Regions from separate parts of the Homo sapiens genome. Here region 2 is linked to region 1. Evidence: chromatin loops called from intact Hi-C (ENCODE). Cell type or tissue: Calu3. All regions are shown on one strand. Links, peaks and the distances in the headings refer to the core of each region. The heading gives the core; the rest is flanking DNA. Region 1 has its middle 110 kb from the start of LINC00836. Region 2 has its middle 59 kb from the start of MYO3A.

Region 1 (6,674 bases), core at 1,646-4,145:
GCAAGTATTCCCAGAGCAAACAGGAAAAGGGTTAATTTAGTTTAATAACTGATTCTCCCCCTATATTCCTACCAAGTTCAAAATCTGTCTTACAATCAGGCCTATTGCTGATTGCACTTACCAACCCTACAAGCCGAACCTAGCAGTCTCTCATATAGCTAAGCAATGACAAGAGCGTCAGGCAGCAGAAGTGAGGACAGATCACTGCTGAGTCTTCATGTTGAGAGCAGTGGGGCAGTTGTTAGCTGGAGCTGGCTTGCACTGATTAGTGAGAGCAGATTGTGTATATTTCTTCTCTGTGCTGAGTTCAGTATGCACTGATACATTGGTAGGATGAAATTTACCATGGTGAAAGTATTTACACCATGGAAATTGGCAAATGCTATTTATCAGGCCTTTTTTTCCTCTCCTAGATCTATTATTAAATATTTTCCAGCATACTACTAGATATGCAGAAGCACAAACTACCCAACAGGCTTTTTGTGATTTGGCCTTAAATGTTAAATCCCCAGAATATAAATAGAGAGATCTTGTTGGTTGGAAGTAGGTGGAAAAGTATGAAAGGTAATGCAAGGTCGAATTCAGATGCACTCATATGTGAATGCCCATTATTAGCCTGTCCTCAATCAATTCCCAAGGCCAAGCCTTGGGAAATTGAGCATTAGTGAAAGGAAAATGTCTGCTTTGGTCAACTGAGAATAATCTCAAAGACTAAACAATTTAAAAGTTAGCTGCCTTATGAAAGCTTTCATAATGGTGAGATTTATATCTGGACAGATGACAGCAGGAGAGATATTAAAGTCAATAAATAAATGTTTATTAAAGATTTCTACTAGAGACTTCGAAAATACAAGGACATACAAGCTATAATGCCTTATCTCAACAATCTCACATGCAGGGGTATATTAGTCTGTTCTCATGCTGCTAATAAAGACATACCTGAGACTGGGTAATTTATAAAGGAATGAGTTTTAATTGACTCAGAGTTCCACATGGCTGGGGAGGCCTCACAATCATGGCGGAAAGCAAAGGAGGAGCAAAGGCACATCTTTACATGGTGGCAGGCAAAAGAACGTGTGTAGAGGAACTCTCCTTTATAAAAACATCAGATCTTGTGAGACTTATTCACTATCACGAGACTCTCCCCCATTATTCAATTACCTCCCACCAGGTCCCTCCCTCAACATGGGCATTATGGGATCTACAATTCAAGATGAGATTTGGGTAGACACAGCCAAACCATATAAAAGGGTAATAATATTATGTGGTGGAAACACATCGGTTGGGAGTCAACAAGTTCCTTTATTGGCTTTGCACTAACTGGCTGGTTGGTCATGTCCTTTACTGTCTGTGGACTTCACTTTCCTCTTCCATAAAGTAGAGATTTATGTTCTTTGAGATTACACTCTGAGATGTTATTTTGTTTAGCTATGAAAAGAATAAGAGATTCCAGGCCCAAAAGAAATCAGTGTGATTGCAATTATTTGCAGATGTGTGTATGTCTGTATGTTCATTTCTCCTAGACTGAACTTTTTAAAAACATAGATAATGTGTTATTCATCCTTATATTCCCAGTACTGGACACATATTGGATGTTCAGTGAATGTTGAATGAACAAATAAAGAATAAATACCTCTGTAACTAATCAGGGAATAGGTATAACACAAATTAGGTTGTGGACCTGTGAAGAAACTGGTGTATCCTATTGTACTTTTCCATTTGGTTTTCATAGGAACCCTGTTGGTACAAAAATATATGCAATTTCTTCAGATTCTGGTGAGAGGTAGAGACAGGGCCAAGTTGCTAAAAAAAAAAAAAAAAAAGTGTCTTCTATGAGTTTTTTTTGTACCATTACAAAAATTTTTTTTGGAAACAACCAAGTGTACTTTGTTTTATCAGATAATTGGCACACTAGTTTTATTATAACTGGTAAGAATCTTGCAGTACCTAGAGGCAAAGATTCTGAACATTGATAGATTATCTAAGCATATATTTGTAGTGATGTAATTGTGGCTATAGGAGACTGGATAACATCTGTGCAGGGCATAGGACGTTTTAAAAAGTTGCTTAACCAAATGAACCTCTGCTATCAACTTGCTGTGCTACTACATTTACCTTTCTTCTCTTTAGTGTTGTAGGGCAAAAAATCTGGCTAATGGAAAATTTTAATTCACTGTTTTGTTTAACTGACTTAATGGACTGCAATTACTGATGTAGTATTTAAACAACCAGAGCAGTAGCTGTGCTTTTTCACATCATAAATGCATGCTAAATTTATCTTCCTTTATAATGTAGCTTGTAGGTTTGCTCCATTTTGCTGTGTGAGTAAATGGTTAAACATCTTACAGTTTGTATTGCCCCCCAGGGTTAGAGAGAAAACAAGTCATTTATCCTCAAGAGCTCCCCTGAGATCTGCAGAAGGGTGTGCTGCTTTTAAATAGATTTCTGTAGCAAAGTGCACAGTCATTTTAAAGCTACTGATGTATTTGGAGACATTCATTTCCTATCTGTCAGCCCCTACCTTTGGATTTCATATTTCCTTCTAGTTCACAACAGGGGAAGTGCAGACTGACTCAATGCTGCCCCCAAGTGTTATCTCAAAACATAGGCTCAGGACAAAAGCAAGACAAAGAGCCACTAATCACAAGAAAAGAAATTCATTATCAAAATCTACAGTTTATTTTGAATTGTGCTTCTGGTTGCTATTTAAAGAGAACACATTATGAAATGAAATCAACTCAACAAATATTTTTGGAAAACCTGTGCTATGTGTAAGAGGATACAAAGGAACAAAACACGATCCAAGCTTTAAAGGCTTTCAAACAAGTCAGAGAGACAAGAGTGGCTGAAAGGCTAAATAAAAAACAACTAATAGATGTCACAAGAATGAATTAGACGAACTGTTAAAATAATGGTAATCTAACTTGTATAGCTGACATTTAAAAAATATAACCTAATACACATTTTTAAGGCATGTGCTAAATCCTTTGTATTCGTTATCTCATTCAATCTGCACAATAACCCTATGAAGAAAGAAACAGTGTAATGTCTCCTTTTTTCTTGAATGAAACAGAGGCTTTCAGTCTGGTGCAAAAGTAATTGCAGTTCTTGCCATTAAAAGTAATGGCACCAACCTAATAGCTAAGAGCTAGGTCACCTACCTATGACATGACAGAGCTGGGACTCACCTCAAGTCTTCCTGGCCAGAAAGCCTGTGCTCTTACCTGAAATGCTTTGTAACCACAAGATGCTAGAGAAGACAACCATCATGAGAGTAGAAGTGATCCCATGGGGTTTTCCAAGGATGTGTGGTTTGAGGATGTTCACACTTAAAAAAAGAAAGTTTTTAAGTTTTGTTTTGTTTTGTTTTTGAGAAAGAGTCTTGCTGTGTCACCCAGGCTGGAGTGCAGTGGCTCGATATTGGCTCACTGCAACTTCTGCCTCCCAGGCTCAAGCAATTCTCCTACCTCAGCCTCCCGAGTAACTGGGATTACAGGTGCCTGTCACCACGCCCGGCTAATTTTGTATTTTTAGTAGAGACGGGACGGGGTTTTACCATGTGGGCCAGGCTGGTCTCGAACTACCGACCTGAAGTGATCAGCCCGCCTCGGACTCCGAAAGTACTGGGATTATAGGTGTGAGCCACCGCACCCGGCTGGAAAGCTTTCAAAGTGAAGCAATCAGCATTGCTTGTGTATCCGGAATTGGTGGGTTCTTGGTCTCAGACTTCAAGAATGAAGCCGCGGACCCCGGCGGTGGGTGTTACAGCTCTTAAGGTGGCGCGTCTGGAGTTTCTTCCTTCTGGTGGGTTCGTCGTCTCGCTGGCTCAGGAGTGAAGCTGCAGATCTTCTCAGTGAGTGTTACAGCTCTTAAGGCGGTGCGTCTGGAGTTGTTCGTTCCTCCTGGTGGGTTCGTGGTCTCGCTGTCTTCAGGAGTGAAGCTGCAGACCTTTGCGGTGAGTGTTACAGCTCATAAAGGCAGTGTGGACCCAAAGAGTGAGCAGTAGCAAGATTTATTGCAAAGAGCGAAAAAACAAAGCTTCCACAGTGTGGAAGGAGACCCGAGCGGGTTGCCACTGCGGGCTCAGGCAGCCTGCTTTTATTCTCTTATCTGGCCCCACCCACATCCTGCGGATTGGTAGAGCAGGGTGGGGTGGGGGGGGGGGGGGGTGGTCTGTTTTGACAGGGCGCTGATTGGTGCGTTTACAATCCCTGAGCTAGACATAAAGGTTCTCCACTTCCCCACCAGACTCAGAAGCCCAGCTGGCTTCACCCAGTGGATCCCGTACCGGGGCTGCAGGTGGAGCTGCCTGCCAGTCCTGTGCCGTGCGCCCACACTCCTCAGCCCTTGGGTGGTCGATGGGACTGGGCGCCCTGGAGCAGGGGGTGGCGCTCGTCGGGGAGGCTCTGTCCGCACAGGAGCCCACGGAGTTGGGGGAGGCTCAGGCATGGTGGGCTGCAGGTCCTGAGCCCTGCCCGGCGGGAAGGCAGCTAAGGCCCGGCAAGAAATCCAGCGTAGCACCAGTGGGCCGGCACTGCTGGGGGACCCAGTACACCCTCCGCAGCCACTGGCCTGGGTGCTAAGCCCCTCATTGCCCGGGGTCGGCAGGGCCGGCCGGCTGCTCCGAGTGCGCGGACCGCCAAGCCCACGCCCACCTGGAACTCCAGCTGGCCCGCAAGCGCTGCGCGGCCCTGGTTCCCGCTCGCGCCTCTCCCTCCACACCTCCCCGCAAGCTGAAGGAGCTGGCTCTGGTGTTGGCCAGCCCAGAAAGGGGCTCCCACAGTGCAGTGGTGGGCCAAAGGGCTCCTCAAGTGCCGCCAAAGTGGGAGCCCAGGCAGAGGAGGTGCCGAGAGCGAGGGAGGGTTGTGAGGACTGCCAGCACGCTGTCACCTCTCACTTGGTTTGGTAAGAGCAGCAAGATTTTTTCTTTTCTTTTCTTTTTTTTTTTTGAGGCAGAGTGTCACTCTGTCACTCAGGCTGGAGTGCAGTGGTACCATCTCGGCTCACTGCAACCTCTGCCTTGTGCCTCAGCCTCCCTAGTAGCTGGGACTACAGGTGTCCACCATCATGCCCAGCTAGTTTTTTTTTTTGTATTTTTGGTGGAGAGGGGATTTCTCCATGTTGCCCAGAATGGTCTCAAACTCCTGAGCTCAGGCAATCCACCCACCTCGGCCTCCCAAAGTGCTGGGATTACAGGCATGAGTCATGGCGCCTGGCTGCAAGAGATTTTTTTAGTCAGTCAGATTTATAAGCCTGAGTTTGAATCCCAACTCAGGCACTTGGTTGATCAGTGACTTGGGCAAACATCTTACACCCAGTTTCCTGTCCTGTCAAATGAAGATAGAATAACACATACCTCTGCTGTGTATCAGACATATATGAGAAGTATCTTGTCCATGGTGGGGTGACTCATGTCACAGCTCCCTTCTTCTTCATGGAAGGGAGGAGTAGAAAGGTTGGGAGTCTTGGACCCAATGTTCACAGCCTTGAGGGACAGACGAAAGTGTGATTTCAGAACACAGAAACTTTCTAAGGAGAGAGTTTTTAAGACTCATACAGGCTACTGGCGATGGCACAATTTTATAGCTTATGCAATTTATACTTTTTTTTTTTTTTTTTGAGACGGAGTTTTGCTGTTGTTGTCCAAGCTGGAGTGCAATGGTGCAATCTCAGTTCACTGCAACCTCTGCCTCCCGGGTTCAAGCGGTGGCTCATGCCTGTGATCCCAGCACTTTGGGAGGCCAAGGCGGGTGGATCACCTGAAGTCAGGAGTTCGAGACCAGCCTGACTAACATAGTGAAACCCAGTCTTTACTAAAAATACAAAATTAGGCCAGGTGCGGTGGCTCACGCGTGTAATCCCAGCACTTTGGGAGGCCGAGGCGGGTGGATCACGAGGTCAGGAGTTCAAGACCAGCCTGGCCAATATGGTGAAACCCCATCTCTACTAAAAAAAATACAAAAATTAGTTGGGCGTGGTGGCATTCGCCTGTAGTCCCAGCTACTAGGGAGGCTGAGGCAGGAGAATCGCTTGAACCTGGGAGGCAGAGGTTGCAGTGAGCTGAGATCGCGCCACTGCACTCCAGTCTGGGCGACAGAGTGAGACTTCATCTCAAAAAAAAAAAAAAAAAAAAAATTAACTAGGTGTGGTGGCGCACGCTTGTAATCCCAGCTACTTGGGAGGCTGAGGCAGGAGAATTACAATTTAAACTTTCAAATACCAGCCTAGAATATATAAGTTTCCTTCCATAAATGTCTCTGATCTAATCCTTATGCTCCAGGGAATGTAGCTCAGAGAAGCGTAAATAAAAGAGATTTTAAAAAATTACCGAGGTCTTTCTAGATCAGATTTGTAGCTTATAGTTATGATCTCTAAGCCCCTCCTCACCATGTAAAAAATTAGGTCATCTTGGGGGAACTCAAATGATCACTTTGTTCTGCTTGGTTCAAATATTTTCTAAGATGCTGTTGACTTCATGGGGTGCCGTGAGCCACTGAGCCCTCTTCCACATCATAGCAGATTCCTTCTGGCTTGGAAAGCCTATTGTCAATGCAAGTCGATTTTAGCACTTTTAAAATCATTGTTGCTATGTGTGCAATGGTACCCTGCTGACCTGAAATGGTTAATTTGCCTTTCTAAGTACTTAACTCAGGACTGAGCTGTGACTCAGGCTG
Region 2 (6,674 bases), core at 2,134-4,633, 120 kb before region 1:
GTGCATGCTCCAAGAAATGAATGAAAACATAAAAGATTTATAGCAAAGAGCATCAAGCATCAAGCCAAGACTCCACAAAAATTAAGTGTAAAGAATCAAGGATTTCATGGAATTTTATATTTCCCTTTGTGTTCACTCTGGAGATAAGAGTGGTTTAGATTGTTATTAGAATTGTTGACATTTCAGTGATCATTTTCTAGGAAAATAACTTTTTCTGAAAGGCACATTCTATAGCACAGCAGTCCTCAACCTTTTTGGCACCAGGGACTGGGTTCATGGAAGACAATTTTTCCAGACAAGGGTGGGTGGTGGGGGGATGGTTTGGGGATGATCGAAGTGCATTACATTTATTGTACACTTTATTTCTATTATTATTACATTGTAGCATATAATACAATAATTATATAATTCACCGTAATGTAGAATCAGTGGGAACCCTGAACTTGTTTTCCTGCAACTAGACTATCCCATCTGGAGGTGATAGGGTCAGTGACAGATCATCAGGCATTAGATTCCCTTAAAGATTGTACAAACTAAATCCCTTGCACACATGGTTCTCAACAGGGTTCACGCTCCTATGAGACTCTAATGCTGCTGCTGATCTGACAGGAGGTAGGGCTCAGGTGGTACTGTGAGTGATGGGAAGCATCTCTAAATATAGAGGAAGTTTTGCTCACTTGCCCACCCTAACCTCCTGCTGTGCAGCCTGGTTCCTAATATGCCACAGATCAGGACGGATCTGTGCCCTGGGGGTTGGGGAGCCCTGCCACAGCAGACACTAAAAATAGAAACTTTTCTTCATATATATGTATATATCTCTATTATTGGCTCTGGCTCATATTCTTATGTATTTATTTATTTTAGACACAGGGTCTCACTGTTGTCCGGGCTGGAGTGCAGTGGTGTGATCATGGCTCACTGCAATCTTGAGCTCCTGGGCTCAAGGGACTCTTATGCTTCAGCCTCCCGAGCAGCCAAGACTATAGGCATGAGCCTCCAAGCCTGGTCTACATATTCTAACTGGTTTAAAAAAAAATGTTGCACTTAACTAGTTACTTTGAAATGACAGTTTACAATAATGGAATTTAATTTAGCATACAGTTATTTTAGCAGATACTGAGATAATAATTCATGACCTGGGAGATGTCCCTAAAACTAAACATTCCTTCAGAGCAGTTAACTATTCTATTGAAAAGACTAATTTTTAAAAAAGAACCTTGTGGCTAAGCAACACAAAGATTTAAACTCTATTGACTGTCTTAGTGTAAATTTTCACTTGCTCTTCATGTGGAATCATGAGAGTTTGTCAGATGGAGCTGAGACAGAAATAAAGGCTCATGTGGGAGGCTGAGGCTGCCAGTCAAAGGGCTCACTATTGACTCACTCCCACTGGGAGACTGGGATGCCAGGACCTTCCACAATTTGATTGTTCACTGGGTTCTAACACCAAACCCAAGTCCACTCTGTCCACCTTGGGGATCTCATTATTAGAACCATCTATCAGCTGCCTCACTTTGCCAACATTAACTAGAAATGTGATTTCAATTCTGTATATCAGAAATGCAATTAAAATACATTGATTTTATTAATGAGTTTCATATTTCACAAAAGATTTGATGGAAAACAGATTTTTTTGAGACATTTCAAGGACTTTTCATAAGATATAAGTCTTCCCCCAAATCTTTGAGATGTGTTTTTTATCCCCATTTTACAGTTGAGGAATTTAAAACTTGGGATATGATGATAGTTTGTATCTAACTCCAGATTTATTTATTTATTTATTTATTTATTTATTTATTTATTTATTTATTTATTTATTTTTGAGACGGAGTCTCGCTCTGTCGCCCAGGCTGGAGTGCAGTGGCGCGATCTCGGCTCACTGCAAGCTCCGCCTCCTGGGTTCACGCCATTCTCCTGCCTCAGCCTCTCGAGTAGCTGGGGCTACAGGCACCCGTCACCACGCCCAGCTAATTTTCTGTATTTTTATTAGAGACAGGGTTTCATCGTGTTAGCCAGGATCGTCTCGATTTCCTGACCTCGTGATCCGCCCACCTCGGCCTCCCAAAGTGCTGGCATTACAGGCGTGAGCCACCGCACCCGGCCAACTCCAGATTTATTTGACTCCAAAGTTTGTGTTCTTTCATTTATCCTTACTTTTCCTCAAAAGAAAGGAGGCTAAAGCTATTGACTAAAAGAATGTTTAGAGATTAACAAATGCATTTCAACCCTGTATCCAATTCCTGTTACTATTACCAAAGATCTGAACAACCACAGAAACAGCTTATAACCTACCAAAACTCCAGAAGCAGTAAGTAGCATTAACCTCAAACAGGGAATCCGAACAACAAAATTCCTCTATAAAATATTTAATGACATTTTAACTTAGCATATGAGTAGTAATTCTCCTGAGAATAAAGCTGTTGTCTTGGATGAATATCATACCAGATTTAACTTATTATATGAGTAGTAATTCTCCTGAGAATAAAGCTGTTGTCTTGGATGAATATCATACAGGAGGTTGCTTATGAAACTGACACCTGGAATCCACTCCCACACTTACCCATGTTGTTCCCTTTTATGTTGATGTTACAGCCAGTTAAAAACAATTCTATCTGGACAGGTAGGTATGGTTAATAGCTAAGGTATTGTTAGCCATTAACATTTTGTTTCAAATTAGATAACCAGATTAACAAACTGGCCACTTAATAAGCCCCTCCTAGGAAATAGAAGCTAGGACATGTTAATTTTGAGGGAAGAGGTCAGAAAATTAGCAGAACATTGAATAAGTTTGGGTGGAATTCTGCATTGAAAAATAATTCCTGATGTGAAGAAAGACTCCATAAACCTCCATTAAGATGCTCTTCAATTCTAACATTTTATAATAAAATAATGTTACAGACAAGTGAACATTTTTATAACCTCATTTTTCTTAGGGTCAATTTTGCATAAAAAGAAAGTAAATCAATACCAGTTTCTGAAATTTCGAATATAGGAAATCATGCAAACAAAAACTCCCGCCATAATCCCTTGACAATATCTCTTCTCAGTGTACCCAAGAAGGCCAAAGGGTACCGTGACTGTCGAGCACACCAAGCTCCACGCGCCCTCTAGTGCATCCCTCTGGAAATGCAGCTACTAGTCCTAAGCTTAGGTATTTTCTCTGTTAAGAAAACAATTTCCAGAGCAGCTGTACTTAAAATCTGTTTATCCTGCATAGCCAACTCACCCTGAGGTGTTTCTCCAGGGTTCACATAAATTCGTTAAGTTAACTTAATCATTTCCCATCTATTCTCAAAGTTGACTTACAAGAACTCATAAAATATGACAAAATTGAAAACATTAGGCTGCATTGGATGAGAAAAGATAACAAGGGTGAGGCAAAGTGATCAAGAAATTAAATCAAAATACATGTAAAATAACAACTGACCATCCTCCCATCGATGATATATTTAGCTGTGTATTAATCAGGATGCACCAGGTTCTACTATGGTAAAGACAGCTCCCAAATCTCAGGAGTTTTTGACAACAGTGCTTTAATTTCTCTTTCGTTACAGATCTCAGGCTTATTTTTGGTTTCTAAGCGAATGGAGCAGCCATTGTCACTCACACTGCCTGCCACCATGGCAGAGGGGAAGAGCTTTGAAAAATCTTGCATTAGCAATTAAATGCTCTGATCACATCATTTCTACTCACTCTCATTGGCCAGAACTTGCCTCATGTCTCTACCCACAAGAGAGGGGAAAAGTCAGGTCTTCCATGTGTAAGGAGAGGAGGCAGAAATTTGTGGACAGCTGAAAGCCCACTACAGCGTTCCCAGGCAGGGTCAAAAAGGAAACCAGAACAGATCTGACTCAGAGTGTTCATGAAATTAAAAGCAAATACAACAGCTCAGTAAAATTCCAAGTCTTTTTGATTCTAGGGTCAGACAAGAATTTCTCCAGGATTCCTCATAGGACAAGGTATAACATAAATCATGTCATCATAATGCATTTGTGGCCTTTTCTTATAAGGCTCTTGTATAGGTTTATGACATTACAATAATCTACAGTTTGTCTAAACAATACTCTCTGGAAGAGTCGAATTATAGGTATCTTCCTCTTTGCTAAACTTCTGCATCAGAGACATATGTAAGCATTCCACCTTGCACACTGTGTTTAGTTATTTGAAGGGCAGTGAACACTAGGTTGTGTTCTCGAGGAAGCTTCTGGACAAGAGCTAGTTCTTTGCTTATAGGTGAGAACCAACTCACCTTCCTTCTCCCTTCCCTTCCCATCCCTTCCCTTCCCTTCCCTTCCCTATCCTTCCCCTCCCTTCCCCCTTCCCTTCCCTTCCCTTCCCTTCCCTTCCCTTCCCTTCCCTTCCCTTCCCTTCCCTTCCCTTCCCTTCCCTTCCCTTCCCTTCCCTTCCCTTCCCTTCCCTTCCCTTCCCTTCCCTTCCCTTCCCTTCCCTTCCCTTCCCTTCCCTTCCCTTCCCTTCCCTTCCCTTCCCTTCCCTTCCCTTCCTTTCCTTTCCTTTCCTTTCCTTTCCCTCCTCTCTTCTTCTCTTCTCTTTTTCTTTTTCTTGACAGGGTCTTGGTCTGTCTGCCAGGCTGAAGTGTGCCATCATAGCTCACTGCCAGCAACGTCAAACTCCTAGGCTCAAGTGAACCTCTCACCTCAGCCTCCCAAGTAGTTAGGACTACAGGCTCATGCCTGGCTAATTTTTTAATTCTTTTTTTTTTGTAGAGACTGGGTCTCACTATGTTGCCCAGGCTGTTCTCAAGCAATCCTCCCTCCTTGGCCTTCCAAAGCACTGGGATTACAGGCATGACCCACTGCATCTGGTTCCAAATTATCTTTCTTAATCATGATCAACTAAGGGTTGGTTAAGATCCAAATATGGAAACTGAGGAGCCAAGAGGGGCTCTTTCGTAACCAGAATCCATGCTAGTGTTCTGAGGTGAGCTGAGAGAGGAACCAAAATTTGGGCCAAGATCGTTTCCAGACAGTTCTGAATTTTTCTAATTGTACAGATAAGTGGTCAATTAATAGATTTTCCATGGTTCTATTTCATTGCCAGGGGCAAAATAGTTTTAGCCTGAAATTTGTAAGACAAGGCATAACTAGACCTTCATTTCAGCCACCTTAAACTACCATCCGAATGCCCAGGTTTGAACAATTCTACTTCTAGAAGAATCCACAATAAAACAAATGTTTGAGAAGGCTTTCCATCCTGAACTTTTATAATAAAATAATGTCACAAATTTTATAATAAAATAATACTATTTTATTAATAATAATTTTGCCTAGGAATTCTATGTATTACCAATTTAAAAGCTGGAGACTTGTCTTCTAAAACAATAATAATAATAAACTTTAATTGACTGTTTGCTGTGGCCAAGCAGTGTGGTAAGTAAGCACTTCAAATGTAGTATCTCATTTAATTTTACGGGCAAAATCTGTTACTACTCCTAATCTACAGATGAGGTAGAGTGAGGTCATATAATTTGTCTAAGGTCAAACAGGCTAACAAATGATAGAGCTAAGGGTTTTGACAAGACATCTAAATCTAGAACACATGTGCTTAGCAACTACATTTTCACCTTTCATGAATAATATCTTCATTTTTAGGAAAATATAGCTATGGTTCTTATGCAGAGAGATAATTTACTAGCAGGGTCAGTACTTGTCAGCTTTAGATAGTAAAAGCATCAACTGCATATGGAGGCAAACTGGTTTTCCTACTTTTGGTACACCAGCTGCACCCAAAATTGGTAATTGATTGACTACTAGAAAACAAGTTTGGGTTTTTTTTGTTTGTTTTTTTTGTTTTTTGTTTTTTTTTAAAGGGACTCAGCAAAACTGCTGTGTTTTCCTTTGCAGGAAGATTTATTTTATTTTATTTTATTTTTCAACTTTTATTTTATGTTCCAGGGCACACGTGCAGGAGATGCAGGTCTGTTACATAGGTAAACGTGTGCCATGGTGGTTTGCATTTTTTTAGGTACAATGTCTTGCTCTGCTGCCCAGGCTGGAGTGCAGTGGTGTGCTTATGGTTCACTGTAGCCTCGACCCCCCTGGGCTTAGGTGATCCTCCTGCCTCAGCCTCCCAAGTTACTGGACTACAGGCAAGTGCTACCATGTCCAGCTATTTTTTTTAATTTTAATTTTTGTAGATATGGGCATCTTGCCATGTTGCCAAGCTTGGTCTTGAACTCCAGGCCTCAAGCAATCCTCTCGTCTCAGCCTCCCAAAGTGCTGGGATTATAGCCATAAGCCACTGTGCCCGGCCTGCAGGAAATTTTAACTACTGTCAGAAAGCCACTCCCACCGTCTCTTGTTCATATTAATATGGTTTAGTTCTCCATGAGCACCAAAACCCAAGGATCTATAACATTCTCCTACAACTTAGTCCCAAAACAACTTTTGTTCTGGAATTAAAGGCAAAAAAAAAAAAATCCTATTTAGTGTTGCAGACTTTGACCTACATCTGATGGCTTAAACAGCTGTCCACACTGCACTTTGTTCAGGAAACTAGCTTCAAGTAGCTCATTTTCAACAAACTTATCCTGGGTAAAGAGCACAACATCAAGTGGCAGTACTGCTGAGTTGTCATCGTCATCATCCACACAGGCAGCCCAAAGTCTCTTTGTCTGAAATGTTCTGGTTCTCTTGAAAGAGGTCATTCCTAATGTG

What was found. Hi-C counts contacts between places; a loop is a spot of excess contacts. Peaks named below come from ENCODE experiments on the same cell type or tissue, not always from the same donor. Only the 100,000 strongest peaks of a DNase experiment are listed, where the experiment ranks them.
Region 2: a loop joins it to region 1, with 2.9 times the contacts of the local background. A loop is called at or near these places in 4 of 110 quality-filtered maps.

What each region holds. Positions count from the first base shown.
Region 1 is chr10:25,754,040-25,760,713 of GRCh38, reverse strand. No RefSeq gene overlaps it. Among named protein-coding and RNA genes, the nearest start is that of LINC00836, 110 kb to the right of the region's middle. In Calu3, for the core only: no CTCF peak of the experiment used is centred there; a DNase peak (open chromatin) is centred at 2,583.
Region 2 is chr10:25,872,191-25,878,864 of GRCh38, reverse strand. No RefSeq gene overlaps it. Among named protein-coding and RNA genes, the nearest start is that of MYO3A, 59 kb to the left of the region's middle. RefSeq lists a silencer at 3,021-3,200. In Calu3, for the core only: a CTCF peak has its summit at 3,096 (motif pointing left); a DNase peak (open chromatin) is centred at 3,094.